Regions from separate parts of the Mus musculus genome. Here all the other regions are linked to region 5. A link is a loop called in an ENCODE intact Hi-C map of the cell type or tissue named here. Cell type or tissue: left cerebral cortex. All regions are shown on one strand. Each heading gives the region's core, and the rest is flanking DNA. Links, peaks and the distances in the headings are about the cores only. Region 1 holds the start of Gm41370 (a long non-coding RNA gene). Region 2 has its middle 3.7 kb from the start of Gm34201. Region 3 holds the start of Pnpla3 (patatin-like phospholipase domain containing 3). Region 4 has its middle 3.4 kb from the start of Gm33324. Region 5 overlaps Sult4a1 (sulfotransferase family 4A, member 1).

Region 1 (5,989 bases), core at 366-5,365, 220 kb before region 5:
TAGTCCTCAAGTGTTCTTCCTGGAGCCCAGGTTCAACATCTGATGCAAACCCTTGCTGTTTACTGGTCTGCTCACCCTGTCTGTGGGGTTGGACCATGGTACCTGGGACTCCACGCTGCGTTCATCTAGTTCATCTAAGAGTTTTATAACTTGGAAGTAAATAAACCCTGGCCATTTCTTGAGCACCTCTGAGCGCTGTTCTTGGGTGTCAGGAGAGTAGAGCACGTTTGTCTCTGGACATGGTCTCAGATGGCTGGGCAGCAGGCAGCCATCAAAGGCAGAGCACTGGAGCTCCCGGGGAAGCTCAGGAACAGTGAGTTTACAATGCTGGTTGTCTTCCTGGGCTCTCTTATGGGCCTTCAGGGACAACCTATGAAAGGTTGCCAGTGACCCAAACACCACCATGCATATTTGTATCGGCAAAATGGTACTCCAGAGAAGAAAGGGAGAGCGTCCCTTCTGGTGTGAGCCAGAAGAAGGGACTTCAGCAAGCAGAGTTGGTGGAGAGGGCATGTAATAAAAGACAGAAATGTGACAGTGGTCACCATGGTGATTGTGAGGAGAACAGAGATGATAATGAGGAGGAGGATCACAGTGGTAATGATAGTGGTGACAAAGATGGTGGTGGTAGTGACACTCAGAAGATAGTGGGTATGGTAGTGATGTCATGGCAGGGAAACACTTGTAAGGAAGAGGGTCTTGGTGATGGTGATGGTAGTGTGGTGATTGTCACAAGGATGGTGATGACTAGTGTTGATGGAGAGATGATAATGATGGTGTTGACAACAGTGGTCATGAAGAGGTAGTGGTAGTGTTGACGGTGGTGATACTGTAGATAGCGATGATGATGTTACCATGATGGCAGCGATGATGTCATGGTGATGATGGCAGTGCTGGGGATAGCAACAAGGATGGTAGTGATGTAGTTCAGGGCATAGTGCTGCTGCTAGGCATGGGGATGATGATGTCATCATGATGGGGATGAAGATGTCATGATGACATCAGTGCAGTTCGTGGACATAGCACACGAACACACCTGATCATATCTGATGAGATGGTGATACTGGGGACTGTGGAAACCAGGTGCCTATACCTAGTCACATCTACTCTGCTGACAGTGGCCATAGAGACCATGCTGATGACACCTGCTGAGGAAGACGATGTGAGGATAGTGATGACTGACTTGCTATGTGCTTTTCCTGTGATGTGCACTGGCTTAAGCACTGCATTTGGGCGTTGAACTTACTTGGTCCACCTGGCAGGCTCAGAAGGACCTATTATCGCTTCCACTTGACAGATAAAAAGACCCAAGAATGAGAACTGTTGTAGCTTGCCCCAGACATGTCCCACCCGCTATAGCAGAACACCTGTAGCTGCCACAGCCACTCACCAGAAAGCTCCAGATAATGGTCTGACAGGTGCGTGCTTACTTTCCAGGGTATGGCGTCATGGCAGACGGGACCACCACCTATGTGAACGCGTCGGTGTGCACTGTGAACTATCAGCCTGTGAATCCCCCCATAGTCATCGACCTGCCCACACCCCGGAACTCCTGACTGCTACCCACTCCAGTTCTGCCTACCCATGTCAGCTCTGTATGTCTGGCCAAGAGCCTGGATCCCCTAACCCACTTCCTCCCATGCAGAACAGCCTGGACAGTCCATTTGGCCTCGGGACCAGCCAGCAACGAGTAGAATCCTTGGGATAAAAGAAATCGCCTTTGTCAGCTTTCTGCCGCCTGCTGCTGGGACCTTGAACAGTCCCATCAGGGCCACCAGGCTCATCTCTGTGTTCTGTGTGTGCATCTGCCCCTTTTTTCTAGAGCCTAACACACTCACAGCCCTGTCTCACTTGGGAAATGACAGAAGCTCGGTTCGAAAGACACCCTCCGGCTTTGAGAAGCCGCTGCTCTCGGATGGAATTTGGGAAGTTTTATACAAGATGTCTAGCTACCCAAGTGTGTGGCTTGTGAGCCCCAAGGTTGCGGAAGTGTATGGCCTAGGCTCGGGCAGCTCTTCTCTGGCTGGAGGAAAGGAGATAGACTTGTTCCTTACGTGCATGGGTCTTGGGAATGTTCAGGGACATCTCAGGAATTCCGACAGCCCCCGGCCAGGCCTAGAGCAGATGGCTTGGCTTAGTCCCCCATTCCTTCCTCAGGACCCTGCTGCCAATGTGGACAATGGCTGAGTGTCTCCAGCTTCTGGCTCAGAACCTGGATTTGGGGAGGGGAGCTTTGTTCTTCTGGGTGGCCAGAACCTGCTGGTTACTCATCACAGTGAGGCCATCTTAGATCATCTGGGACCACACTACTTTGTAGATCACGATGGCCAGGGGATTCTGTGGGCTGAGACCTATGCCTGGTCATGTACATGCCCCATGTCTGTGGCATGTGTGTGCTTCTCCAAACCTAACCAGGTTGTTAGCATCTACAACGAGCTCCATCCTCCATGTGATTGATTTTTCCTTCCGAGGGTTCCAGGAAGCTTGTCAGTACCACCAGTAACCGGGAGGTGGCGCAGTTACAGAGCCACCCCGGGTGCTGATGGCAGCTCCACCTCTGGCTGCAGCCTTTCTTGAGCTAGGCCTGGGTGAACCCATCTGCAGAGGACAGAGCCAGCGGGCCCTGAGTCAGGGGGAGGCAGAGTCCATCACTGTCTATTTAAAATGCCCATATTTGTTCTTTGTGGACTCTTTTTTGCACTCATTCCGATTCTTAGTAACATGTCACTAAAATAGTATTATTTGTCCCGACTCTTGATGTTTTACACCCTTTATGTCATGCATCAGACACGAGGGCCTCACTTGCTTGGCCTGGTTCCAGCCTTGGGGACCAGATATCCTGGTACCTTTACTCGGTATAATTTTGTTTTATCTACAGACATTCCTGCAAGGTAGGTACTCTTGCCCTGTTACAGAGATGAGTCCACTGAGAGGAGAGGTCACTTGCCTGAGGATGCACAGCACAAAGGGGGCAGCAGTGGGATTTGGGCCTCCATCTCTGGCCTCACACCCTTCCCATCACCACTGGAGTTCTCTCCCTGCAAAGCAGGGCCTGGGTGGAGAGTCTCGCTTCATTTGGAAGGGTCCTTTTCAAAACTGGCTCTTGTTCATTCTCAACCTCGAGTCCCTCAGACCATCAGGAATCCTGAGCTTTTGGCTCAGCATCCCAGCATCCTGTGAGGCCCACTCCCAATTCTTTCTCTGCGGGTGAGTGAGCTGGGCTCTGGGATGCATTCCCAGGCCACCTTTGGTGCCCTACGTTGGCCAGGGGCAACTGTGCCCCACAGGACACAGGGCTGCAGGAATCTTGCTTGGGCCAAGTGGTCCTGGTGTGTGGGACATTTTACAAGGTCTCTCTTCGGTGCCTCAGATGCATGGCGTGTTTGGGGCAGAGAAAAATACATCTCCCATGTGCTTTCTCAGCTCCACAGTTTCTATATGGACCAAGAACTATAAACTTAAAAAAATTTTCCTAGGGCATCTTCAGAATGCGGCATATTTTTATGTGGAGAAGAAAAGCTGTGGAGGCAGCTGTCTTGAAGAGAAAATTCATTGGAAGTCCTCAAGATTTGAAAGATGGCGGCCTGCTCCTCAATCATTTTGGCATAACTTGATTGTGGCTGTAATTTTTTTTGTCAAGCATGTCAGACAATAAAGTCTTTGTAAAAAGAAAAGGCTAAGTCCATCTGGCTGCTCGTCCTGTGGGTGTGTCCCTGAGTTATGAGGGGGCAGAGGGAGGAAGAACTCCAAGACCTAGTGGCTAAAGACCCCCCCCATGTGACTACTCTCTGCTTGTCTCACCCCATCCCACCCCTCATGGGCACAGGGACTACAGACATCATGGGCAGGACTGGATGTCTGAGCTTCTAAACAAAGCATTGTGGTGTGGCCGAAGTGCTGGGTTTTCCTGAATATGACATGGCCAACCCAGCCATAGGAAGGCAAAAGGTTCATGGGTTGCCTAAGAGCAGCATCCTGGTCTCAAAGTCGCTCCCAGCTACAAAACTTCTACCATTTATTGCTAGCTGTCCATCCAACTATTCATCTTTCCACAGTCAAACACTTACCTGATGATTCATACTTTCATATGTCCATCCATCTACTCAGTCAGAAAACAAGCACCCATCCATCTGCCCACCCATCCATCCACCCATCAAGCTATAAAGCCAGACAGCTAGCCATCTATTCGTCCACAGGACTATCCATCTATCTGTGCACCAACAAAGCTGTCCATATATACACTCATCTGACCATACACTATTGATGAAACCATTAATTTACCCAGCCCCCTCAGGATATCACTCTATGTATCCATCTACCCACCCACCCACCCATCAAGTCACCCATCCTTCTGTCCTTCCATCTGTCTTACATAACCCCCCATCCAGCTCTGTATGGACCCCTCCACAGCCATTAACACTTCCCAAAGAGTCTGGCTGGCTTGGATGATGGAAAGGCTGGTGGTGGCTGTAACAGATTTAGGAGGGAAGACTGATAAAGGTAGATGTGAGGATAAAGGCTCCAGAGAGTCCAGGACAGCAGTAGATGTGGCTGCTGGTCACTGGAAGGAGTTGTGGACATAGAACAGGTGTCAAGAAAAAGGGATATGACTGACATCATAAAGCCACGGACCTGGGGCAGAAAAGGCCTGAGGAGTGGCCTGGGGCAGGTGTGCAATAACAATGTCCCCATGACCTCAGACAAGTCCCCTGCCCAGGGACTCATAGGCCTGCAGCATCCTGTCCTGGGACCTTAACTTCTGAATCCTGGTCTGTCTGAGGAACCCCACCAACTTCTACCATAACCACTGGAACCACAGTAGGGTTCCTGCACAGGGCGTGGCCCTCTGAAGCTGTCACCTCACAATGTCACCACACTGCCAGAGCTGCTTCAGTACACAGTCTCTGGGGCCCTCCTTCCTTCCCCCTCTTCCTTCCTTCTCACTTCACACATGGAGAAGGAAGGCACTCTACTACTGAGGTGTACCCCTCTGCAGCCCTGCTGAGACAGTGGCAGGGAACCAGTCTCTGGGGACTCACCAGAGCACGTGGCTGTCTTGGGCCTCCTTTCCCCGCCTCCTAAGGGCTGGAATCACAGGTGACTACCAGGTGCAGGGAGCCGTGGGGGTCAGAACCCTGCTCCTCTTGCTTGTACCATGTGCTTTAACCACCAAGCCATCTCTCTGGCCTCTTGCTGATCCTATTTAAAAATCTCTAAATATTCTAGAAACAAGTCTCTTTTTCCTGTCTCTGGGTTGGTCTTTTTAGTCCCATCCTCAGAGCAAATGTTGAAATTTTTGATGAAGCTTGATTTCCTTCCTTCCTTCCTTCCTTCCTTCCTTCCTTCCTTCCTTCCTTCCTTCCTTCCTCTCTCTCTCTCTCTCTCTCTCTCTCTCTCTCTCTCTCTCTCCTTCTTCTTCTTCCTCTTCTTTTCTCTCTCCCTCCCTCTCCCTCCCCCCCCTCTCTCTCCCTCCCTCCCTCCCTCCCTCCCTTCCTTCCTTCCTTCCTTTCTTTTCTTGTTCTTTGGATATGGTTATCATTTGAGGCAGGTGTTTCCCAGAGCCTCACGTATTGACAGGTGGTCATCAGCCATTGGCTGGACTGGGAGGCAGGGTCTAGGAGGAGGAAGTTAGCTCACTGTAGATATATAGTTGAAGCCGGTCTTGGGAACCCAGCTACGGTCCTCCTTCCTGGCTGCCACAGGTAAGTAACCTCCCTCGGCCATGCCACATGCCCAAAGCAACCAGGCCAATGGACCCTCTCTGAGCGAGTGAGCCAAAATCAACCTTGCTTTCTTAGAAGGGCTCCTTCTTGGGTATTTTGCCCTGTTGAAGAAATGCTGACTCTGCGGGTGATGCTTTCAAACTTGAGGTTGAGTGGATTGTCTCTCACTTATTAGTTCTGCTTCACACCCCTGTGCAGTCCCGGCCTCATCCTTTGGTGTGAGGTGTGCTAAGGTTCACATTTTACACACAGATACTGTTCCTCTA
Region 2 (5,989 bases), core at 640-5,639, 560 kb after region 5:
CCCCCGCCAAGGGACAACCAGTCTAACACACAGCAGAATGAGCCACCCGAGGGATGCTGGTGGTCTCCAGAAGGAGATATTATGTGAGCAGAGTCTTGGGGGCAACTAGGGTGTAGCTCCCAAATTTGGGAGGGGTCCCTGAATAGCCTTCTATGCAGCTCTAAGCCAGAGCTGAGTTTCAAAGGGTATAGAGACCCCTGGGTAGGCTCCGAGGGGCAGGGGGCTCTGAAGGACTGACCAACGTACACACAGACACCTGTAACTGCTGCCAGGGTGATAGATACAAATGGAAGACATAGACACTGTGGAGCAAGAGCCACACCTCATGCTACACAGGGTCCTGCGGCAAGCAGGGATGGGCCCTGGGAGACAGTTCCTGGATTCCAGCCAGCTCTGCTCTGACTGGCCTGGGAACATGGTGGGCTGAATATTCAACTCTTAACTCTGATAGATGTGGCCTTAACTTGAAGACCTGGTCTCAGCATCCTGCACTGTGAAGTGGGCCCTTGATCTTGGGGTCCGTGTCTTTGAAAAAGACAGAGGGGGCCAGGGAGATGGCTCAGCGGGTAAAGGTGAACACAGCCATGGCGAATGGCTCAACTTTGATCCCCGTGACACACTTGGTGGAAAGAAAGGATTCCCTTCTGAGAGTTGTTCTCTGACCTACACACACACACACACACACACACACACTCACAGAGAGGGAAAGAAACAGACAGAAAGGCAGAGACAAACAGAGACAGAGAGACAGAGAAATTGAGACACACAAAGACAGAGAGACAGAGACAGAGAGACAGACACACACATGCATTCACAGAGAGAGAAATAGAGAGACAGACAGACAGATACAGAGAGACAGATGCATACACAGACACACACACAGAGAGACAGAGAAACAGAGTGACAGAGGGACAGGGAGAGACAGAGACAGAGAGAAACAGAGAAAGAGGCACAGAGACAGAGAGAAACAGAGAGACAGAGAGTCAGAGAGACAGACAAACATACATAAATATGCACACATACACAGACACACACAGAGAAACACAGACCCACACACATACACTACATAGTGTTTTTTTTTTTAAATGAAGCAGAGGAGAAGACATCAGATGGACCCAGGAAAGTGGGAGCAGATACAGAGCCATGTACCCATAAGCCAAGGGATGCCCCAGCCTACAGGAGCTGGCAGAGCCTTTGGATCTTGACTAGACTTCTGGCCTTCACAACTCAGTGGATAAATAAGTCCATGTAGTTAAAGCCTTTAGCTTGTGGTCATCTGCTAAGGTAGCCTAAGGCTCTAATGGCATCCTTCTCCCCTCCCCCCTGGAATTCCTCTGTGCAGAACTCAGGTGACCTAACACTTACCTAGGCTTTGACATTCCCCCAGGGCACAGAACAGGTGATGGAGGGCAAGGAGGTGCAGCAGAGATCACTTCAGGGTGCGGTAGGGACAATGTCTCGCTACCTGATCCTTTGAACACCATCTCCTGGACTGACAATATTCCTATCTCTCTCCAAGCTAGGGTTCAGTCTAATGGGCTGGTACCCTAGTCTCCAGACCCATTTCCAGTAGAGTTTGTGGGAAACAGAGGCCTCAAGAAGGGACAGGTCCTAGCAGGACACAGGTTTGGAGGACACATCTTGGTCAGGGACAAAACAGTCACTTTGGTCCAATCCATTGGAACCATACTAACACAGTGCTGATTTGAAATGCCTGCAACTTGAAGTCTGGTCCAAGGCTTGCACTCTCAAGCAGGGTGATGGCGACCTCTGCTGGCCCAGCTCCAGAGCCTTTTCCAGCCCAAGGCATAGGAGGCAGCTGCAAGAGGTCTGCTAGAACCAGATCCCCCAAAATGGAAAAGGCCTGTGCTTCCACAGTCACAATGTTGCTCTCAACCATTATCTGTGGATGCTCAGTGTCGGGAGCTCTGTAGACACCCACGGAGTCTCCCCTACACTGAATGGGCTAGATTGGGGCCTGGATGAGGGGCCTGAGACCTGAGAACAGAGATCACAACCCAGGCTCCGTGGAGCAAGAGAGAAATGAACCATCAGGACAGAAGATTCCAGGTGAAGACAGGAGGCTCCCTGGGGAGTTCTCGTCCCTGCCTGAGCTTCAGTTTATTCATCTGCTCTGAGCAGACCTGTCCCCCATCTGGGAGGGATTGGAGAGTGGTGGGCACACGCCCTGTGGGTAGGGAGGAGACTCAGTCAGTCCCCAAGCACAGCACTCAGAAGCACGTCACCTGACACTCTCTACGTTCATGAGCCTAGCATACTAAGTTTTGTATTATGCTCAGTTTTAAAGACTTGTTTATTCTTATTTTATGTGTACGAGTGTTTTGCCCCCATGAATGTCTGTGCACCACGGATGTGCCTGGTGCCCATGAAGTTCAGAAGAGGGCATCATATCCCTTGGAACTAGAGTTACAGATAGGTGTGAGCCACTACGTGGGTGCTGGGAACTGAGCCGCTGAGCCATCTCTCCAGCCCCAGGTTGGTTGTTTTATTTATTTTCTTTTTTTTTTGTTGTTGTTGTTGGATTTTGTTGTTGTTGTTGTTGTTGTTTGTTTTTTGTTTTTGTTTTGTTTTGGTTTGGTTTGGTTTGGTTTGGTTTTTTCGAGGCAGGGTTTCTCTGTGTAGCCCTGGCTGTCCTGGAACTCACTTTGTAGACCAGGATGGCCTCGAACTCAGAAATCCCCCTGTCTCTGCCTCCCGAGTGCTGGGATCAAAGGCGTGCGGCACCACGCCCGGCTGTTGTTGTTTTTGGTTTTGGTTTCTCGAGACAGGGTTTCTCTATATAGCCCTGGCTGTCCTGGAACTCACTTTGTAGATCAAGCTGGCCTCAAACTCAGAAATCCACCTGCCTCTGCCTCCCGAGTGCTGGGATTAAAGGCATGCACCACCACGCCCGATTTATTTATTTTCTTAAGCAGAAATGAATTTCCTCACAGCCAGCGCTGGGGACGAGAAACACAAATCAAGGTGTCTGCAGGTCTGGGGGTGTTTTGATTTTTTTGTCTCGTTTTTTCCTTTCATTACACTGGGATCCGTAAACAGGTTTTCACTTCAGTATGTAATATACTCAGTACAATTTATCCTGCCATACCCCGCTAAAGAGCTGCTTCTCGCCCTGCCCACTGGTCCTGTTTGCCCCCAGCTATCTCTCATCGTCCATACCTATGTACTTATACATCTACATAATAAAATCCTGGATCCATGAACGGGAGAAAACACACAACCTTTCTTTCTGAAGTGGACTTGTGTTTGGCACAATCATCTCCAGTTGTGTGTGTTTTCTTGCTAGCAGCCTAACTCTGTTCTGCTTTGCGGCTGGGAAAAAAAATCCCCCAGTCTATATACAACATTTATTCTTTATCCATAGCTTCCCTATCTGCTTCCACAGCCTGGGTGGCTGGCCCTAAGCAAACCTCATCCCAGCCTAACCCTAGACCAGGCCCAGCAGGAAGTTTCCCAAATGGTGACCATACAGAGTGTGGTCAAGAGTATGGTGCCCCAACTTTGCCTCGGAGCAAGCACCCTTTCTGTGCTGAAGTCTTGGAAAGTGCTGGGCCAAGCAGTGAGGTTGGAGAACTGGATCGACAGGCCATGTGTCAAAACCTGCATCTGCAGGGCACTGGTGCCCTCTAGTGGCGGATCGAAGGAAGGCAACGCACACCTAAACCGAGAACAGTGCTGTGATAGGGCTCTCTAGGTAGGAAGGGGCAGGTATCAGGCAGGGTTAAAGTCCTCAGGAGTTTCCCACCACTGAGCCATCCTCCCCGCCCCCATGCTGTTCTCTAATTAGTTATTGTCAGTCATTCTGTGACTGAGGAGACTTAGAGGAAGTGAAATGAGCTCTTGAGGGGGCAAGGGATCTAAAGCCAGGACTCCTGAGAGCCTTCCACACCCTGATCAGCTCCAGCCCGGTCATCTACGGGTGAGAACTGAAGCGAAGATGGCTTATGGGAGTCTGGAGGCTGGCTCATCTCAATCCTGATCTCCAGTCAGAATTCACAAACATGGCTACTAGTTCCATTATGCATACCCGTCTCCGACACAGATAGACAGGAGACATGGTGGCAGAGCCCACACTCTGCTCTCGGCAATGCTCCACACTGACTTTTGGAAATGGACCTCTGGCCACCTCTCCAACCTGCCGACAGTTAGGAGAAGAGGGCTGGAAGAGGACAGCTCAAACACAAGCGACACAGTCAGACACCGGTTCAAATCCCAGCCCCAACACCTTCCCACTCTAACTCACCTCCATTCCCCTCCCTGGGTCTTCATGACCTCCCTGGCGAGATGGGCTGTTGGTGTTTTTGCACAAGGTGGCTTGATCATCAATCACGAGCTATTTGCAGAGCTCAAGCCTGAGGCTCAGTGTCAAAAGCAAGCGTGCAGATCCTGCAGAGCACAACCCAAGAGCACGGCAGCCTACGGGAGACCCAGAGGCACCAAGTTATGCCCCCCCCATAGTAGGGAATCAATAGAGATCAAGGAATCCTGGAGAGAGAGAGTAGGACCCGGGTAGGGAAGGATGCAAGTGGAGCAGACCCCAGAGAGCAGACATGTCCAGAGTGAGCAACTCCATAGAAGCAAAACTCATGTTAGTGATAGCCAGGTTAGGGTGGGGTAAGGAGGTTACTCTTCACCTCTGATATCTAGAGACATGAAAAGATGTATGTGGCTAAGTTGGTAAAGCACTCTCTTAGCATGCATGCATGCATGAAGTTCTGGGGTCCATCCCTATCCATCCCTAGTAGCATCTAAGATGAGTGTGGCATACGTCTGTCGTCTTAGCGGTTCAAGGTCATCCTTGGCTACACAGTGAGTTCAAGGATAGCCTGGGCTACATGAAGCCCTGTCTCAAAAACTCCAAAAAAAAAAAAAAAAGTTCTACAGTTAGTATAAATGTACTAAAAACCCATACTGAGCCCCCCACCCCCAAAAGAATGGCTTTTTGTGGTGTGTGATTTCAGTTCAGGTTTTCAAAGGCCCTCAGCTGACTGACACCCACCTCCCCAGCAGGCCACGGAGCCTCTCCTACTTCATTCTTACTCAGATGCCGCATCAGTAAATTTTCTCACCGCTGTTTTAAAAACATCTCGACAGAGCCAACTAAAGGAAGGGATGGGTTATCTGGGCCACAGTTTGAGGGCACAGTTGATTGTGGTGTGGAAGACATGGTGGCAGGAGCTTGAGGCAGCTCAAGACAGGAAGCAGGGAGAGACAAATGCTGGTGTTCGGCTTGCTCTCTCCTTTATATATGCCACCCATAGTTAGGCTCATCTCTCTTCAATTAACACAACTTAGAAAATCCCTCTCACGGGGGCTGGAGAGATGGCTCAGAGGTTAAGAGCACTGAGTGCTCTTCCAAAGGTCCTGAGTTCAAATCCCAGCAACCACATGGTGGCTCACAACCACTTGTAATGAGATCTGATGCCCTCTTCTGGGATGTCTGAGACAGCTACAGTGTAGCTGTTTATATTTATTATATGTAAGTACATTTATTTATTATATGTAATTCCATGTATTATATGTAAGTACAGTACAGTGTACTTACATATAATAAATAAATAAATCCTTAGAAAGAAAGAAAGAAAGAAAGAAAGAAAGAAAGAAAGAAAGAAAGAAAATCCCTCTCACAAACACTATCAGAAGATTGTCTCTGGGGTGGTTCTAGATCCAGTCAGGTTGACAATATTAAACAACAACACACACATACACACACACACACACACACACTATATATATATATATATATATATATATATATATATATATGTATATGTATATATATATATATATATACACATATATATATATATATACATACACACACACACAGCTGCCATGGAAAGTCAGAGAGGCCAGTCATACCCATTTCTGCATGCATTATCTGATATTAGGATGGTTGGTCTCTGTCTGACTGCCTCTCCTATTCCACCATGAATGCTCACAAAGTCAGTGACCATATCGGCGACCC
Region 3 (5,822 bases), core at 823-5,822, 94 kb after region 5:
CTGTGTTCGGATGACTTGGTGATGATTGGACATGTTAGCCGGTGTAGCCATATAATGAATTTTGATAGCTGGACCTTGGAGTTTCAGGCATAAGGAGGTGGCCAAAATAAGAGAACAGCCCTTGGTGGCTTAGCTTTAGAAACATGACCTGTTTAGAGAGGGAGAGAGGGAGAGGGAAAGGAATAAATCTATCAGCATCATGTTTGCGATGCTTGGTTCTGTTACAGAGCCCTTCACTCTTACCATGGGCAGAGCTGTCACATGCTCTTGTGTGAACCGATGGTGACAAATGGGGAAACTCATTCAGCACAGGAGATGTCACCAGCCTACCACACTGCCAACAGAATAGTGGGTCGTGGTTATCCAAGGGCCAGGTGAGGAGTTTGGTTGTTAGGCAGACACAGCCCTGGGATGAGGGAGAGGGAAGGGCTCCTAGCACCGTGCTGACTGTGATTCATGCTTAGCCTCACCTGAACCTCATGCTTCTGGTTCGGAAGACTGCTTCCGGGTCTCTCTCAGCACACGAGGATAGGCAAGAAGACAATGTGTGGCCAGTGGGCCCTTATATTTTTCTAAAATTCAGACAGGAGACCAAGAGAGGAATATGGACAAACAGACACATGAGCCATGAGAAAGGATGTAAAGCCATCTTTTCCCCCCTAGATTCAACCCTGTCACAGTTTTCACCCTCCATAATGGAAATGGGGATTCTGTTCTCTGGATATTGAAGTACCAAGGACCATTCTTGCCATGCAGAAGATTCCAGCCTGTGTTGTTCCTTTGAGACATGACTGGATGGGGTAGCTTTTGAATCCTACGCAACATTCATGCAGAAGGAATCACACATTTCACATTACTGAACACATGTGTTGTGTAGCCCTGGTCATCCTGGAACTCACTCTGTAGACCAGGCTAACCTCGAATTTGGAGCTCCACCTGCCTCTGCTTCCCAAGTGCTGGGATTGAAGGTGTGTGCACACTGCCTATCTCAAGAAAGTTTTTTTTTTTTTAAAGAAATTTGTTCTAGCTGGGCGTGGTGGCGCACGCCTTTAATCCCAGCACTCGGGAGGCAGAGGCAGGCGGATTTCTGAGTTCGAGGCCAGCCTGGTCTACAAAGTGAGTGCCAGGACAGCCAGGGCTACACAGAGAAACCCTGTCTCTAAAAACCAAAAAAAAAAAAAGAAATTTGTTCTGTGGGGTGAGGGATTTTGTAACTTTTCTTTTGTTCTTTTTTCTTCTGCCTGAAACAATAGCAAACCATTCTACTAGAGGCCTGGAGAGATGGTTCAGTGGTTCATATGTTGCTTCTCCATAGGACCTGGGTTAGGTTCCCAGCACCCATAGAGTGATTAACAACTGTCTGTGACTCCAATTCCAGGGATGCCCCAGCTGGTAGGACCCAAGTGTGTGTGTGTGTGGGGGGGGGGCATTCCAAACCAGAGTGCCGGAGTGGGCTGGGAAGAAGATGCTCAAGAGTCCAATACTCTCTCCTAGATTTCATGGGTACTAAACCTGAATGTGGTACACAGCTATGCATGCAGCCAAAACACCCATACACATAAGAATATTAAAAATAAATTTTAACTAAAATATTCTATTAAAGAGTAGTGTACAGGGGCTGGTGAGATGGCTCAGTGGGTAAGAGCACCGACTGCTCTTCCGAAGGTCCGAAGTTCAAATCCCAGCAACCACATGGTGGCTCACAACCACCCGTAATGAGATCTGATGCCCTCTTCTGGTGCGTCTGAAAGACAGCTACAATGTACTTATATATAATAAATAAATAAATAAATCTAAAAAAAAAAAAAAAGAAAAAAAAGAGTAGTGTACAAATTGTATTGCTATACTTGGTCAAAGATACTTTGTAGTCAGAAGAGGCACAGACAGGACCACAAACCATCTAGCTCCCAGCTTTCCTTACTCCTGCCTTCATTGGCACCGGCCAATCACATATTTTATTTATAAGTGACACTTGTACATGGAAACTTCAGGTCCTCCCTGCCTGGTGTTGTCTTCCTGTAGTCTTAGTTACTTAGGAGGCTGTGGCAAAGGGGCCAGAGGCTGAAGTCCAGGCTGAGTCACTGAAGGAGGCAGCTGGTTAAAAGAAAAAGGAACCCAGGGCAGCTCAGTGGTAGAGCCTTTGCCTAGCATGCAGGAGGGCCGAGGTTCAGTTCTTAGTACTGTAAAATTAAACAAGGCGCTGAAAGGATGGTTCAGCGGTAGAGGCCACAACTACTCTTACAGAGCACCAGAGTGGAGTCCAAGAATCCACGCGATGGCTCACAATCCTCTGCAACTCCAGTTCTAGGAGGTTTAACGTCCTCTTATGGCCTCCTTGGTCACTGCACACCCATGGTGCATAGACATACATGCAGACAAAATACTCATAAACATGGGGGCGGGGAGCCTAAGTATCTTTTTAAGAGGAAGGAAGGAAGGAAGGAAGGAAGGAAGGAAGGAAGGAAGGGAGGGAGGGAGGGAAGGAGGGAGGGAGGAAGGAAGGGAGGAAGAAAACCTCTCTCCATGAATTAAAAACGAACAGAAAGCAAAATAAATAACTGCAAAAACAGACACCCTACATGAAAATAAAGGAAAGACAGCATGTGGATGGTAGCATCTCTCGTGTAATAAAGAAAAGGAGAGAGTGCCACCGGCGTGCCATCCAGAACCTGAAAGAAAAGGGTATTCAAAGAGCCATTCTGCCCAGCAAGCATCCAAGCCTAGGATTTGGGAAAGCCCACGCGGGAGGGACATGGGGCGGGGCATGAGTCCAGTACGCCCATTGGGCCTCCCACTGGCTTATTTGCATGGTCCTAGTGGGGCGGGGCCTCAGCTGACGTCACCCGAAGACAGCTTAGGCGGCTGCGGCTCTTTAAGCTCAGAGCAGCAACACCGGGAGCAGAGCTGAACTGCAGCGCCGCCCGGAGCTTCAAGCACCATGTATGACCCAGAGCGCCGCTGGAGCCTGTCGTTTGCAGGCTGCGGCTTCCTGGGCTTCTACCACGTCGGGGCTACGCTATGTCTGAGCGAGCGCGCCCCGCACCTCCTCCGCGATGCGCGCACTTTCTTTGGCTGCTCGGCCGGTGCACTGCACGCGGTCACCTTCGTGTGCAGTCTCCCTCTCGGTGCGTCCACGGCCACTACCCAGGCCCCGCGTGCGGGGAGGGGTTGCTACACCTGGGGAATCGGTAACACTTTCCGGGGTGCCCGAAGAAACCTGTCCGGAGAGCTCTCATCCTTCCCGGTGCCGTTGAGCACTCAGCTGGAGACCCTGGGCCTGTCACCTGGCGTGGGATTTCCCGGGGCCGGCTGGAGCAGACGCGCTCCGAGCATCTTCTTCCTGACCCGCTCTGGCGCCCTGGTCCTGTCAGCTGGGTCATCCCTGAGCAGCAGGGAACGACGCAGGTTTGCCGGGTCCTCTGGTCCCTGAGCCGCAGAAGGTTTGTCCTGTGTGGCTCTGGCTAGTGTCCCATGGCTGGTGCCGCCAGGAAGGGCAGAAGGCACCCAGACTAGAACACCCTTAGTGGCAGTCCAATGCTCCGGTTGCCTTTAGAGGTGGCTGGTGGGGGCGGGGTACGTGGATTAGAGAAATATTTGGAACACTCCCTAGAAGCTGGAATGGGTTCCCAGACAGATCCAGTTCCACTCTCTCCTGTCTTCACTAGCCTAGATAAGCGGCCCTTCCCAGATCGATGTCACTGACATTCAGGGCATTTGAATCTTGGCCTAATTAAACATTTGCCCATGCACCCATGAGCGAGAGGAGGCGAGTACTCTCCTCTCCCCCACTAAACTACTAGGATGTGATGCCTTCTCTTCCCAGTGTCATAGCCGGATGCTTTTGGGGTTGTGGGCAGGGCTTGGCTAAGTGCCCACGGGGGGGGGGGCGGACTGCTGACACCCAAAGGTCCCCAGGCTGCATGACAATGTCCCACATCAACCCTCTTTGATCTGGGGCCTCTTTAACACTTTACTCTTTGCTCTCTGCTGGCCACAGCCAGCAGGGAGAGACTTTGGCAGGCAGGGGAAAGCCCCTGCTGATGAGCGGAGCTCTGCCATTGGATGGGATCGGTGAGCAGACCCTGAGCCGATGAGAATCAGGGATTAGAAGACAAGCAAATCTGGCTGTGTGCCTGCTTGTCTGGGTTTCCCAGTGAGGAGGGAGCCAGGAGTAAAGGGCAGTGAGAGTGGCCTCTGGAAAGACTAGATTAGTCCAGTGGCCATTGCACACCCTGGGCTTCGGCACTAAAGGCAGTTAGTTCTTAAATGGAGGGCTCTGAGCCCAATAGCGATGGATGATTATTGGGACATGGTTTAAATGCATTGACTCCAGGAATCTTAAGTACACCCACTTTCATATAGAGCAATGGTTCTCTCAACCTGTGGGTCACAGCCTCTCTGGGGGTCTAATGACCCTTTCACAGGAGTCATCAAAGACCATTGGGAAACAGATACTTATGATTCATAACAGCAAAATTACATTATGAAGTATCATCGAAAATAATTGTATATTTGGGGGGGCAACCACAACATGAGGGACTGTATTAAAGAGTTCCAGCACTGGGAAGATTGAGAACCAATGATAAAGTGGGGTGTTTGTAACTGCTCAGAAGACAGGGACAGCCTGGGGCTATCCTGTCAGGTCACAGAGAGGGCACAAAATTACAGATTATCTCTGGTGGGAGCTGCTAAGGTGCATTGCCCAGGGCTTGGAACGGGCACAGGTGTTTGGGGCATCTGAGCATTTGGCTGGACTTGACAGAGGAGGTAGGTGCAATTGGCTACCAGTGTGTGAGTTCACCCTCAAGCCAGGCTCAGCAGGCTGGCTTGGGGTAGGGTTTGCTGGGAGTGAGAGTTAGAGTTGGATCAGAAAAGGCTGGGATATGCCTGGCCTCATGGAACCAGGATTCATGTTGTCATAAGTGCTAGGGCAGAGTGGATTAGTCAAAGAGGGCTGGTCTGGAGAGTGAGGGCAGATGGACTGTGAATACTACTGTGTACCTACTGTGCGATCTGGGAAGTCTTGGCTTAGAGGTTTACACGGAGCCTAGCCGCTTACACAGTCTTTTCTGGACTGAGCATTTTATAGACCTTATTTTACACAATCCTTTCTGCCTCCAGAAGTGAATCCATTTTTACTCTCCTTGAAAAAAGGCAGTCGCTGGGCGTGGTGGCGCACACCTTTAATCCCAGCACTCGGGAGGCAGAGGCAGGCGGATTTCTGAGTTCAAGGCCAGCCTGGTCTACAAAGTGAGTTCCAGGACAGCCAGGGCTACACAGAGAAACCCTGTCTCAAAACCCAAAAAAAAAAAAAAAAAAAAAAGAAAGAAAGAAAAAGAAAAAAGGCAGTCTAGCAGCTGGAGAGATGTCTCAGTGGTTAAGATCGCTTACTGCTCTTACAGAGAACCAGCTTGGCAACTTACTGACCACCTATAATTCTAGATCCTGGGAATGTGATGCTGTCTTCTGGCCTCTGCAGGGTTTTGCACACATGTGGTGCCCATAAGCTCCTACACACATATGCATATATATATAATCGTTTGTTTGTTTGTTTGTTTGTTTTAAATTAAAGTCAATCTGTGGTATAGACAGATGGCAGAGTGCTTTCCTCTGTAAGGGGCAGGGGTGAGATCTACATTTAGGTCCAGGCCTACATTATTTCTTCTGTGCTGTCTGATGTTGAGTCCATTGTGCCAAGGCTGGAATGCTGATGTGTTCGTGGCTTGTGGCTTTATAGACAGGCAGGTGGAATTCTCATGAGCATGCGTCACCGGAAGACCTGCCCCAGCACCATCCAGGAAATACCTTATACAACAGGCTAT
Region 4 (5,989 bases), core at 552-5,551, 310 kb before region 5:
CTGTCCCTATAGACTGTCCATCCAGAACATGGGCTGCCGTAGTGGGGACATGTGTCCCAGGTCTGCAAGACTAATCTACTGAGACCTATCTGAGAACACCTTCACATGACTTCATCTTGGAGTGACCTGAGACCAGGGATTCAGCTAGTCTCTGGTGTCTTCCGGTCCTGTAGCCTTAGAAGGCTGTGTTTATCCAGTTGCCTGGGGTTGGAGTGTAGAACTTCTCAGGCATCAGCCCGTTGGAGTGCAGGAGGGAACTGTGTATGTGTGCTATACTCATGTGCAGGACCTAGGGTAGATTTACACACACAACGAGCCTCCATTCATGAGATGCACTTTGGACCACAGGCCCATCCTGAGGGTGTCCAGCACCCTGCAGCCAGTGGCCCAGATAGATGGAAAAGTTTGCCTCCCTGTCTTACCTCTTACTGGTGAGTGCCTCTACCCTGCTGTTGCTGCTGCTGCCACAGTCAGACGTCTACAGTTCCAGTGCAAACTGAGGACCAGTGTGACTGACTCTCTAGAGATCCTCCAGACTTTTGGGGTAAGACTGGACCTGCTGAGACACATCCATGGGCTGAGCAGCTACCTGGTTCTCTGCCTCTTCAATGTGTGGACAGTCATTGCTGACTTACCCAGTGTGCTTCGGGTAAGCTAATCTAAAGAACCCCCCTTTTGCCCAGCAGTGGTGGCGCACGCCTTTAATCCCAGCACTCGGGAGGCAGAGGCAGGCAGATTTCTGAGTTCGAGGCCAGCCTGGTCTACAAAGTGAGTTCCAGGACAGCCAGGGCTATACAGAGAAACCCTGTCTCGAGGAAAAAAGAAAAAAGAAAAATGTCCATTCATTCTACTGGTTCTGTTCCTCTAGAGAGCCCTCACTAATACGCCCTCCACAACCAAACCTTTGACCATCTCTCCTTCCAAACCTGTAAATCTGCCCTAGGCCCTGCAGCGAGTGCATAAGCATACACACGTGCGCATGCGTGTATGTGCGCTCATGTGCGTGTTTGCCCGCGCGTGCACACACACACATACAGTTGTGTGCACACAAACACACATGCACACACACACTATCTCAAACTTCACTATCCCAGCTACACCTATTTCTACCGAGGAAGAACAACAAAAGCAAAGGAAGAAACAGCCTGCGGTCATGGTGCCCGAGGCTGAGGCTGAGGGATGCCTCTTTGGACCACAGGCTCATCCCGATGGTGGCTAGGCAGGCCAGGCTTTCCAGGTCTGGTTCTCTGGAGCTGACTCCACTTCTGATGGCCCCTGATTCTCTCTCCAGTCCAAGCCCACAGAGCCTGTTTCTGAGTCGGCAGAGGCCAGAGGACTAAAGGGAGGAGACAGCCAAGCAAGGAACAGTTTTAAAAAACCTTGTGTTGGCCAAACAGGCATGAGGTTGTCAGTTTTCAAGCCCCTGCTCAGTGATGTACATTTTTACAAGGAAACCAAGACCCAGAGATGGGCAGGGATTCACTCCCCGCATGCGTCAAGACAGACCCGGCCTCTATTGATCCTTCAAACCACCTCACCCTTCTTTTTTCAGTGTTTGCACCAAGGCAGGCTGCCCCTCTCTGTCTCCATGCTGTGGGATTTCCCCATCTCAGGCTGCACACGGTTTAAAGGGGGGGGGGGGGAGAAAGCGAAAACGGAAAAAACAAAAACAAAAACAAAAAACAAACAGAAAACAAAAAACAAAAAACAAAAAAAAAAACCCTGCCAGACTATAAATGAATGGGGTGCTACTGCCCCCCTATGGCCACACTGAGGAAGTGCTGGCTAAGTTTTTTTGTTTTGTTTCTGTTTTTGTTTTTTAAAAAAGCAATAAATTGTTTAGCAGGCCAGGCTGGACTGTTCTGATGAGCCAAACTGACCTTGTGTGGAGACTCGCACAATGCCCCAGTGATATATGACACTGAGAGTGTCATTTCTTCCCTGAGCCTCAGTTTCTCCAGTCAAAAGCAGTTGTGTGTGTGTGTGTGTGTGTGTGTGTGTGTGTGTGTGTGTGTGAGGGAATAGATTTCAGGGAATAGATTTCAGCAGTTTTGGCAAGGGTAGGACCAGGGCAGAACAAGGAAGCAGAGATGGGTGTGGCTAGGCCACCTCTCTCATTATTTTTTGAAGTTGTGAATTCAGAGCCAGGCTCTGGGATGTCCCAGTGGTTTTAACACTTGGGCCTCAGTTTCCCCATAGGTGAACAGCACATATCATGTGGCTGTGGTTCACATATGAGAAATGATTAGGCCAATCCATGGGAAGCCTGGCACATAGTAAGCATAGTAGTGCTGTGACCATCAAGGTGTGATAGTGTTAGTGTGTCCTGGCCTCACCCTATACCGGGAATCTGGCCCAAGCCATCCTGCCCCATGGCTTCCATTGGAGATGACTGGGTGCTAACAATGTCCTAGGTGCTCTACCCTCTGCTGCACTCTGGTCCCGACACCGTCCTTGACACCTTTTTGTGACAAAGAATTGGGGATGAGCTAAGAACCCTGCCCCCTGCTCTGTGCTAGGTAGGAATCAGGGATGCAGACCATTGAGGGCATGCACTGGGGTCTCTGTGTCTCCACTCTGGTGGAAGGAGGTGGCCGGGAAGGGTTAAATGATACTTCAGATAAGCCTTTCCACTCTCCAGGGTGACCTCTGCAGGAGGGGAAACTGAGGCAGGGAGGAGGTGATTATTCCTAGGTGTCCCCGGAGTGTCATGCTTTCACGATAGGGCTCCTTCCTCATGAAGTCTCTGGGTTTGCTTGTCAGAAAGGGATAAGGAGAGAGATGAGGAATGTGGTCCTGGGGGAAAGTATTTGGAGACCCAATGTTCTCTTCACTGTCCCCTAGTGCATCTCTGGGAGGGAGCTTGGTCCAATCCTGGCACTAGTTATGACTGGCTGAAACCGAAAAAAGTTGTTCCCTGGGGTCTTGTTAAACTCACTTTTTCCCCCTCCCTGAGGCAGCGGTGGTAGGGGGTTGCTATACCCTGGTAGTAAGTGAGTCCTCCTAGACTCATGGGGTTTGGTAGTCGAGTCCTTATTTGAGCCCACACACCTTATATGCTGTGTGGTAGTAGCAATCAAGTCTACTTGTAGAGCAGATGGAATGTCAAACAGCGTTACCCGCTCCTCATTAAGCATGGCTACATCGTAATTAAATGTTGTCTTGTGTAAGGACTTGCTGAATCCATTCCTCAGAATGGCTGGCTGGCCTCTGCACCCCTGATTGCTACCTAGCACAGAGCAGGCAGGTCCCTCCCCTCCCACTGCGGGGAGTAAAGGAACCATAAAGTAGAAATACTCAGAACCTGTGAAAATATCACGTTTTAAAAAACACCCTAAGCAGCTGCTGGGAGACGCTCATTGGGAGGATGGCGCTGTATCACCTGAAGGGGCTCAGGATATAAGCCCAGGGGTAGGGACCTGGCGAGAAGGCACCAGCACGCAATTCTCACCTGTGCCAGCAGGTGGCGTCAGTTCCCACACTCAGCCGATATGAATGTCAGGGGCGTCCCATTCCAAGGCAGGCTTTCTAGGGTAGGTGTCTGCTCTTAGCTTTCCCCGTCAGGGATCATCTGTGGGCAGCTCCAGGTGGGGCGATGAGCACTCAAGGGAGAGCCTGGGGTTGACAAGGCAGGGGTGCAGGGGCCAGATGGAAGGGATCTGAAGAAAGAGGAGGAGCCTGAGAAACACTTCATTTGTTTAAAATGGACACATAAGGAGCAGGGACAGGGTGGAGTCAGTTAAGTGCTCACCATCTGTGATGGTACACACTTAACATCCCACGCTAGGGAGGCAGAGACAGGGAGGTCTCCAGGGCTCACTGGCCAGCTATTCTAACATAACTAGCAAGCTCCAGGTCCCAGAGAAGGATCTACCTCAAAATAGCAAGGTGGACAACACTGGAGATTGTCCCCTGGGTGCCACATGCACACACCCAACCTGTCCATGCACAGACATGCACACATGCATATCCACACACAAAGCAGCAGAAGAATACATGTTTAAAATCATGAATACCTAAGATCTGGGAGGAAAGAAGACAGGCAGGCAGGCAAATGGGGAGCCCAGGAAGCAAGCCATACAACGGCAGAGAACAGAATATGAAAGCTCTATGTGGCTCCCCACCCCAGACGAACCAATAGTCTTAGTGCCGTGTATGTGCGCGCGCGCACGTGTGCGTGCGTGTGCGTGTGTGTGTGTGTACCAAGAGCCATTCATTACTCTGTGTGAGAGAAAATAGTCACCTAAAAATTTCCCCTAATCCAGAAAGGTCCTGGTCCTTCTAGAGAAAAGCCTCCTTTGGGGCTTGGATGGGTGCCCATGCTGGTTCTAAACTGTGCTCTGCCGTTTCAGCTGCCCTTTGAAATTGACGTTCAGTTGGGGCTTGGTCGCCATGCAGCCCAGGTAGAGCAAGGGAGGCTGATGTCTCCCCAGAACAGGACCAGAGCCAGATGAGAACAGCTGTGTGCCACCTGGAAGGTGGTAGAGGGTTGCAGTGCAGCTTGGGGTGTCCTGCTCCACTCCCCACATTGTGGTGATGCTCTGGACAGCTGGAGAAGGGCCAGATGGCTTGGGGTTCAGGCCTGTGTGTCTGTTTGGACACCGGGTGGGATCCGGATGCCAATCAACTGGCTCTGCCTAGGTTCCTCTGATTCCAGGTTCTGACAGTTTCCTGGAGACCAGCTTTGCAATAGTCCCCTTTCCTCTTCCATCTCCCTCCTTCCTCTCCCTCCTCCCCCCCCCCCTCTGCCTTGTCAGGAGCGTATAAGAAGAGTGGAGAGAGGGTTATAATTGCCCCCCGTGGAATTCACCTGCCGTGAAAGGGTGTTAAATAACGCGCAATTTACATGTCTTCCCTGTAGGAAATTATAGAATCAGAGCTTTCAAATTAGCAATAGATTTTTCTAATTGAATCTGTTTCCTGTAGGGCAGGTGAAGTGAGGAACCACCAGGTATTTCACTCTCCCTAGCAAATGGACTATCAGACAACTGTTGGCGTTCAGTGCTCATAAATACGCAGGGGAAGTTGACGCTGTGTTTGCAGGAGAGAACCCTGCAGAAAGAGACGGGGGTGTGCATTAGTGCCCGAGTGATCACTCTGGTGCCGGGATAGAGGGTGTGTGTGCCCCAAAAAGGAAAGCAGTTTTGGCAAGGGAAGGACCAGGGCAGAACAAGGAAGCGGAGATGGGTATGGCTGGGCCACCTCTCTCATTATTTCTTGAAGTTTTGAGTTCAGAGCCAGGCTCTGGGGTATCCCAGTGGTTTTAATACTTGGGCTTCAGTTTCTCCATAGGTGAACAGCACCTATCATGTGGCTGTGGTTCACATATGAGGAATGGTTAGGCCAATCCATGGAAAGCCTGGCACATAGTAGGCACTAGCAGACTTGGACACATTTTTGTTGAGCAACTCATCATTGTAACATATTTGTACACGCGTGTTCGAAGATGTGTTTCCATACATACTTGAGGACAGAGGGCAACTGTGGGTGTTGGTCCTCGGGTGCCATTTTTCTTGAGGCGGGGTCTCTCACCAGTCTGGAACTTTCTCATAAAGCTAGGCTGGCTGGCTCCCAGGACTCAGAGATCTGCCTGTCTCTGCATCCCCAGCATTGACTGGGGTTGTGAGCATACGGCGGCGTTTCTCGGTGCCTATATAGATGGAATTTAGGTCACGGTCTACTGATTGAACTATCTCCGTGGCTTTGTTATTGTTATCTATTTATTTTGGTCATGTCATGTGTATGGGTGTTTTTCCTACATGTATGTATGTATGTATGTATGTATGCATGTATGTATAGCGTGTGCATGCTTGGTACTCAAGGAGACCATGAGCCATCATGAGCATGCCAGGAATTGAAGTGAGTCCTATGGAAGAACAACTAGCTGTTAACTGCTAAACCATCTCTCCACCTTCCTCTTGGTATTGTTTTTAATCTGTGTTCCTGTAGATTGTCTCTAAGACCCACAAGCCTCGTTTATTCTGACATG
Region 5 (5,989 bases), core at 527-5,526:
GTCCTGTCATGGGGTCTGTTCAACTTCCTCACATCTGGTACCCAACACCACACATCAAGGTAAATGTTATGATCATAAAAAGAGAAAGGGTATTAATATATGTTCTACCTGGATGTGGGGGAAGGGGGTGTCTTGGCAGGCTCATGCCAAGGCATCCCTTCCCCCGAGAGACCAGCCACATGATGGTATAGTATAGAATAGAGTTTATTCAGGGCATGGGGAGGTGGGTAGCAGAGGCAGTTAAGAGGGTAGTAGAGGCAGGAAAGGCAGAGAGAGGGAGAGAGTAGAGAAGTAGAGGCCAGCCATGGCCACGTGGTTGAGAAAGAGGGAAGAGAATGGGGAGAGGAGGGGGAGCAAGGGGGCAAGAGAGTAAGAGAACAAGAGAGACAAGAGAGGCAAGAGAGAGAGGAGGGGCCAAGCAGCCCCTTTTATAGTGGGCCAGGCCTACCTGGCTGTTGCTAGGTAACTGTGGGGAGGAGCATACCTGGAGGCTGCCAGGTAATTGTGGGGGTGGAATCCAGACAGAATGCCAACAGTAAAGATGGTGGCTTCAAAAAATACAAGATGCTGGGGACCAGAGAGATGGCTGGATGGACCAGAGTCCATAGAGTGTGTGCGTCACAAGCTTGAGCACCCACAGCCCATATTAATAGACAGACAGACAGACAGACAGACAGACAGACAGATAGATTAAAAAAAGCCAAGTGCAGAAGTGGAAATAGCTGACTTCGTAGGGCTCTTCTGGTTCCTCAAAAACCATTGTTAACAGAACACGAGCTCCCTCCTGTGGCAGGATTCAGGGCTACAACTCACACTCAGAGTCAACACCACGCCAGGCTCCAAGCTTAAGCCCGATTGTCCTCTGATGTGAGGAGCTGGCAGAGGACCAACATGCCTCAGAGACCATGACTATGGCCACATTGAGTGGCAGATGTTTCTGGGACTGGCTGTCTCCTGCTGGCCCCATCCCCACTGGACAGCCGTTACAGTCCTCACGCTCGGCTACCCTCTCCAGACCACTGTGCCAAAGTCACAGGAGACTCCCGGGGCTGCACATTGGGACTCTTTGTCAGAGATGAAAGTTTTCTCCTTGTGGTCCCAAGAGTGTTGGAGAGACTACGGGACTCTAGGGGGTAAGGGAATAGCATCCTCTTGTTTCCCTAGGCTGTCCCATTCCCTGCTGGCTCACCCGTTTCCAGACTCTGCTCCTGCCTTTTGTTTACACCCAACAGTATCTCCACCCTCCCAGAGGTTGCTAGTTCTGAGCCTTCAAGGTACTTGCTCTGTTCCTCGCTGTGGCTCTTCTCATCTGTTCCTCGAGGAGTGGTTCTCAACCTGTGGGTCGCCGTCCCTTTGACAAACCTCTGTCTCCAAAAAATACGTACATTGCAACTGATAACCATGACAACAAAAATAATTGTATGACTGGGGGTCACCACAAGTTGAGGAACTGTATTAAAGGATCTCAGCGTTAGGAAGGTTGAGAACCACTGCCCTAGAAGAACAGAGAAGGGGATTGGAAGTGAGCAAGGATCTAGAGAGCAGAATGGCCACAACCGTCCGCAGCACTCAGCCTTACCATAGCAGGTGCTCCGCAAAGGACTTGCAGGGGAAGGGCTGGAGGCAAGAAGGACCGTGAGTGGCTCCACAGCACTGAGTTCTGGGCGGAGACTTGGGAGGAGGGGCACCAGGCACAGGCTCCACCTACAAGGATGGGAGGGTCTTCCTTGGTCATTGGGAAGGCCAGGAGCCAGCAGCTCGTTCATCCTGGGCCTGAGTTAGGAACTTCAGCCTCTACCAGCTCAACAGCAGCAGTACAGAATTCTGGGCTCTGAGATGTGACGATATTCATTCATCAGCTGCTGGTTAGGCAGCGCATCCCTGCTCCCAGGGCAGTCGCGTCCACGCGGGAAGGGGGATGCCAGGAGGTGATGCAGGTGTTAGGAGGCAAGCAGGGGTAGAAGTATAGAGGAACCAAGGAATCAATCCAGTGTAGGAAGGGATGCTGCCTTGGTGGAGGTGCAGGGCTGGGCAGCTCAGGGGAGGGAGGTGAGGATGCTAAGGGTCGTTCAGGCCGTATGGGGACATCGTCTGCCAGGGGGATACAAAGGACTCCTCTGAGTTGAGGCGTTGAAGACATGGGAGCACTCAGTTTCTAGGGTCAAAGGTCATTCCATGGCTATACCCAGACTGAGGTGCCACCCTGTCCTAAAACATGCCGTATGCAGTGTACAGTGATGGATAACATTCTGGGAAGGGGATACCAAGCTCTAAGCAGGGCAGGGCTGACTAGCTACACAGAGGACTTCCTGCGTAGGAGCCACACACCCTCCGCCACTATTAACAAACAAGAAGGTGGGTAAATCCATCTCCCAGGAGATCCCTAGGATGGGACCTGCTCTTAGTGGTGTATGTGACCACATAGGGTGGTGGTGTCCTTCCCACCCGACTCCCACCTCTTGGGCTGTGAACAAAACCACAAACTAAGCCCAAGCTGTGAGATGACAATCCCACTACAGCCACCAGGTGGCGCTGGCTGGCCTGCAGTTTGGGGATGGGCAGAACCTGCTAGGTAAGGGTTTTCCTTTACTTTTTGTTTGTTTGTTTGTTTTGGATTTCAGAGAGTCTCAGACTGGCACTGAATTCATGAGCTTCCTGCCTCAGGCTCCCCACTGACGAGCTGGCGTGGGGGGGGGGTGGGGGGGGCGGGGGGGCGGGGGGGGGAGACACAGTGCCGGGCCGGGTTTAGGGAAGGTTTTCTGTATCGTATTCAGCTTCCAAAGTGGTCCCCCTCCTGGTGGTGTTCCAGGCGATTGCAGAGTGAGCAAGATCATGCCTTAGTAGCTGACTATATAAAGTATGGAAGCCTCTTAGGGGCAGAGAAGCCCGGCACACCAACCAAACTGGTGAGGCAGAGTAGGAGAGAGCTCAGGACTCCTCGGCAGGAGAGCTGCAGCCGCCTGGGCTTCCAGTCCTTAAGGAAGAGCTGACACCTCTGCTGCTCCCCAAAAAGACTTTCTGGGGACTTCCTCTGTGAACCCAAGTCAGGCTACCACTGACCTGCACTCCGGGCCTTACCACAGGGGAACAAAGGAGGGTCCTTCTATAAATACTAGCCTGTGGCTCCACCCTTCTATTTGTTCTGCTCCTTAATCACAGTCGAGCTCAACGCTCCGACATCAGCACAGCCCTTCTCCAAATCCACTCAAGGTACAAGGAACCTCTAAGACACGGGCCCTGCCCTTACCCTCCAGCCTGAGTGGTACAGCTGGGGTGAGGGGCCCGCAACCTCACAGGAAACTTCTCAGCAGCCAGGGAGCCCTAGAAAACACCCTCCCGGTTAAACCTCCCGGGGCTTCCCCAGGCTCTCATGCTCTAGGGGGCGCTCTGTAAGCCGATGTCTGGCTCACCTCCATACAACCCCTGCGCAGGACATGCCCGCCCGGGAGCTTGCCAGCCCTGCTCTCCCCCAGTCTCCTAAGCCCAAGTCCTCCGTGTGAACTTACCGGCTGTGACATCAGTCTTTTGGGAGCTGTGTGTGTGTGTGCGCGCGCTGTGGTGTGCATACATGTTTACATGCATATGTGTGTGGGTGCACGTGTATACGTGGGGGCAAATGGTTGATGGCCGGTGTTCTCTTTGCTTGCTCCCTGCATTATAAGTTAAGGCAGTCTCTCACTCAGCCTAAAGCTCACCAATACAGGCTGGCCTAGCTTATCCTGTGAATCCCATCTCTACCTCCTAAGTGCTGGGATGACGGGTGGCTGCATTCACATACTGCTGAGTCCTTTTTGGTACCCCACGGGCTCTACCCACTGAGATATCTTGATCTCAACAGCCCCATGACATCGCTCCCGATCCTGAACTAACCCTTGATTCATTAATGAGTCTCCTTGACTCATCCCTGACTGGAACTAAAGCTCGGGGAGGCTGGGTCTTTTCTTGCTGGCACAGCCCCACGGCAGCGCTGAGGCCCCTGCATAAGCTGAGGGGTGATAGGTAAGGCAGGAAAAGGGCTCTATCACCCTGCTTCCTCAGGGCTCCCTAGTGTGTGTGCGCCAGTTTGGAAATGACTTAAGGACAGATCTTCTAAGCACAGCACGGGGACACAAAGATGACTATCCGGAGTTTGCATTTGCTCCCATAAGGCTGGGGAAGAGAGCCAGGAAGGACTTGATCAGTCTCCATCCCACCATGCCCTGGGCTGGAGCCAGAGGCAGACCCAGACTGCAGAGGTGGAAGAGATCTACAGGAACACCGGAATCTCTCACCCTTACTTTCACTTCCAGGTCAAAGGTCACTGAAGTAGTATATAGGCTTCAACTCTCACTGAAGTTTGCCTGGGGTAAAACAACCAAATTCTGCCTCATCAGAACCCACTCCTGGCGCTTTCCCACTGTAGCCACGCCCAGGGGACAGGGCAGGAATGGGGCTCACACTCCTTTGAGGAGAACGCTCAGGGACCCTCCCCCCCTCCACCCAGCACACAGACAAAACACACAAACAGGGGAGGTGTCTTTTATTAAAGATGCAGGCAAGCAGAGATTACCATGTGTGGTTCCAGAACATCCGTACAGTACTAAAAATAGAAAAATAGAAAGAAAATTTCACAGAAAGCAGCCTTCCTCCCCAGACACACAGGAAAGGCGCTGCCGCCATGCCCACCCCAGAGAACCATGCACCAGACCTACACAAGCTTCTCTCTGGACAGAGGTAATGCCACGACAACCAGACCCGCTTCAGAGACGGCCCAGAGCAGGCCCCTTCCACAGCCTCAGCCTCCCACTACCACGTTCTTCCCAGCCTGGTGAGTAACAGAACAAGTCGGTCCCCACAAGCAGCGATCTCCTGGTCCACCGCTCATCTGGTCAAATTCAAGCCCATAGGTGTGGGGGTGGGCAGCACACAGGATCATGGCTCCCCCCAGACACTCTTGAGGTCTAAGGTGCCCCACTCACACAGGTGGGCTTGCCAATCCTATCTGCACGGAGGACGGTCAACCTGCAGACTGGGTCTCCTGGGTGAGAGCCTCGCTTGGCACAGGTGGAGCAGATGGGACAGCGACTAGGGACTTTAGAACCATGCTATGTCCTGTATCTCTTGCCAGCAGGAGTGTGTCAGTCGCTGCCTTGGGGAGCACGTGAAGGCTGTGAAAGATACTAATTCTTGGTGCAGTCTGGCATCTGTGGGGCCTCTTCCACACCTACCAGTGCCTTCAGATGCCACCCGCAGCCTCGGGCCAGCTTCCCTGCCGAAACATTCCTTGGGCTCTTCTGTGCTGGGGCTGAGAGAGATGCGCGCTTAGAGGTGTTTCTGAAAACGGCCTGGGACAGGTCCTGGCTTGGTATCAGGATGGTTCCAAAAGACTGAACTCCACAGGCGACACCAACCTCTCCAGCTCACCCCACCCCCCAAACCCGTTCTTTGATCTCCGAACAAGGTAGGATGGCTGTGCCTAGAGAAAAGACTACAAAAATTACAGTGACCCCTGAGAGCTTCCTAGCATCCCGGCACAGCACGCTCCTGCTCCCCCCTGGAAATGCACTTGTATTTGGCTGACAGATATTTATTTCCGCTTTCAGTGAAAAGCGCTATAAAATAGTGAATAACACGGGGTGTGGGGCAGACATTTGCACTGCCCGTGCGTGTGGTATTGGCCACCATGTGGAGACTCAAAACACTATGGGCCAGGCCAGGCGGCTGCTGTAGACAGCATCCTCTCACTCCTCCTCGGCTCTCTCCACCAGGCTCGCCCCCTGCTGTTTCCAAGCAGCTTCCGGAAGTGTGTCCAGCGAGGAATAAAAGAACGCAAACAGGACTTTTAGCTAGTAGAGCGTCCGGGGACCGTGAGCATGCAAGTTCTCGGATTCTGGTATTATAGATAAAAGTCAAACGTGAGGTCACACTTCCCCATCTTCTGTTTGTACACTAGATCAAACTTCTCGTTCATGGAGACGGTGAAGATGTCCTTCCACAGCCCAACTCTTCC

The links. Peaks named below come from ENCODE experiments on the same cell type or tissue, not always from the same donor. Only the 100,000 strongest peaks of a DNase experiment are listed, where the experiment ranks them.
Region 1: a loop joins it to region 5, with 3 times the contacts of the local background. A loop is called at or near these places in 3 of 42 quality-filtered maps.
Region 2: a loop joins it to region 5, with 8 times the contacts of the local background. A loop is called at or near these places in 17 of 42 quality-filtered maps.
Region 3: a loop joins it to region 5, with 10 times the contacts of the local background. A loop is called at or near these places in 11 of 42 quality-filtered maps.
Region 4: it touches region 5 in a loop (5-fold over the local background); 9 of 42 quality-filtered maps call a loop at or near these places.

Annotation. Positions count from the first base shown.
Region 1 is chr15:83,854,811-83,860,799 of GRCm38, forward strand. Mpped1 (metallophosphoesterase domain containing 1) reads left to right here. Exons shown (of 7, transcript NM_172610.3): 7 at 1,438-3,664. The coding sequence ends at 1,556. Gm41370 (a long non-coding RNA gene) reads right to left here and starts at 1,339. Exons shown (of 7, transcript XR_003951468.1): 1 at 1-1,339. It overlaps Gm41372 (a long non-coding RNA gene), which reads left to right and starts at 4,370. Exons shown (of 3, transcript XR_875516.3): 1 at 4,370-5,097. In left cerebral cortex, for the core only: a CTCF peak has its summit at 2,499 (motif pointing right); a DNase peak (open chromatin) is centred at 2,515.
Region 2 is chr15:84,628,124-84,634,112 of GRCm38, forward strand. No RefSeq gene overlaps it. Among named protein-coding and RNA genes, the nearest start is that of Gm34201, 3.7 kb to the left of the region's middle. In left cerebral cortex, for the core only: CTCF peaks have their summits at 1,772 (motif pointing left) and 3,662 (motif pointing left); DNase peaks (open chromatin) are centred at 1,754 and 3,649.
Region 3 is chr15:84,164,936-84,170,757 of GRCm38, forward strand. It overlaps Pnpla3 (patatin-like phospholipase domain containing 3), which reads left to right and starts at 2,881. Exons shown (of 8, transcript NM_054088.3): 1 at 2,881-3,125. The coding sequence starts at 2,939. Gm33530 (a long non-coding RNA gene) reads right to left here and starts at 895. Exons shown (of 3, transcript XR_384288.2): 1 at 471-895; 2 at 244-334; 3 at 1-148. It overlaps Mir6392 (microRNA 6392), which reads left to right and starts at 3,335; the gene lies at 3,335-3,442. In left cerebral cortex, for the core only: a CTCF peak has its summit at 2,925; DNase peaks (open chromatin) are centred at 2,837, 3,285, 3,534 and 4,079; H3K4me3 peaks cover 1,832 bases; H3K27ac peaks cover 1,048 bases.
Region 4 is chr15:83,757,387-83,763,375 of GRCm38, forward strand. No RefSeq gene overlaps it. Among named protein-coding and RNA genes, the nearest start is that of Gm33324, 3.4 kb to the left of the region's middle. In left cerebral cortex, for the core only: CTCF peaks have their summits at 1,770 (motif pointing left) and 3,460 (motif pointing right); a DNase peak (open chromatin) is centred at 3,476.
Region 5 is chr15:84,071,595-84,077,583 of GRCm38, forward strand. Sult4a1 (sulfotransferase family 4A, member 1) reads right to left here. Exons shown (of 7, transcript NM_013873.3): 7 at 4,503-5,988. The coding sequence ends at 5,876. It also overlaps a transcript of Efcab6 not described here. Among named protein-coding and RNA genes, the nearest start is that of Efcab6, 9.2 kb to the left of the region's middle. In left cerebral cortex, for the core only: CTCF peaks have their summits at 788 (motif pointing left), 2,517 (motif pointing right) and 3,384 (motif pointing right); DNase peaks (open chromatin) are centred at 791, 1,762, 2,500, 2,846 and 3 more places; H3K27ac peaks cover 1,414 bases.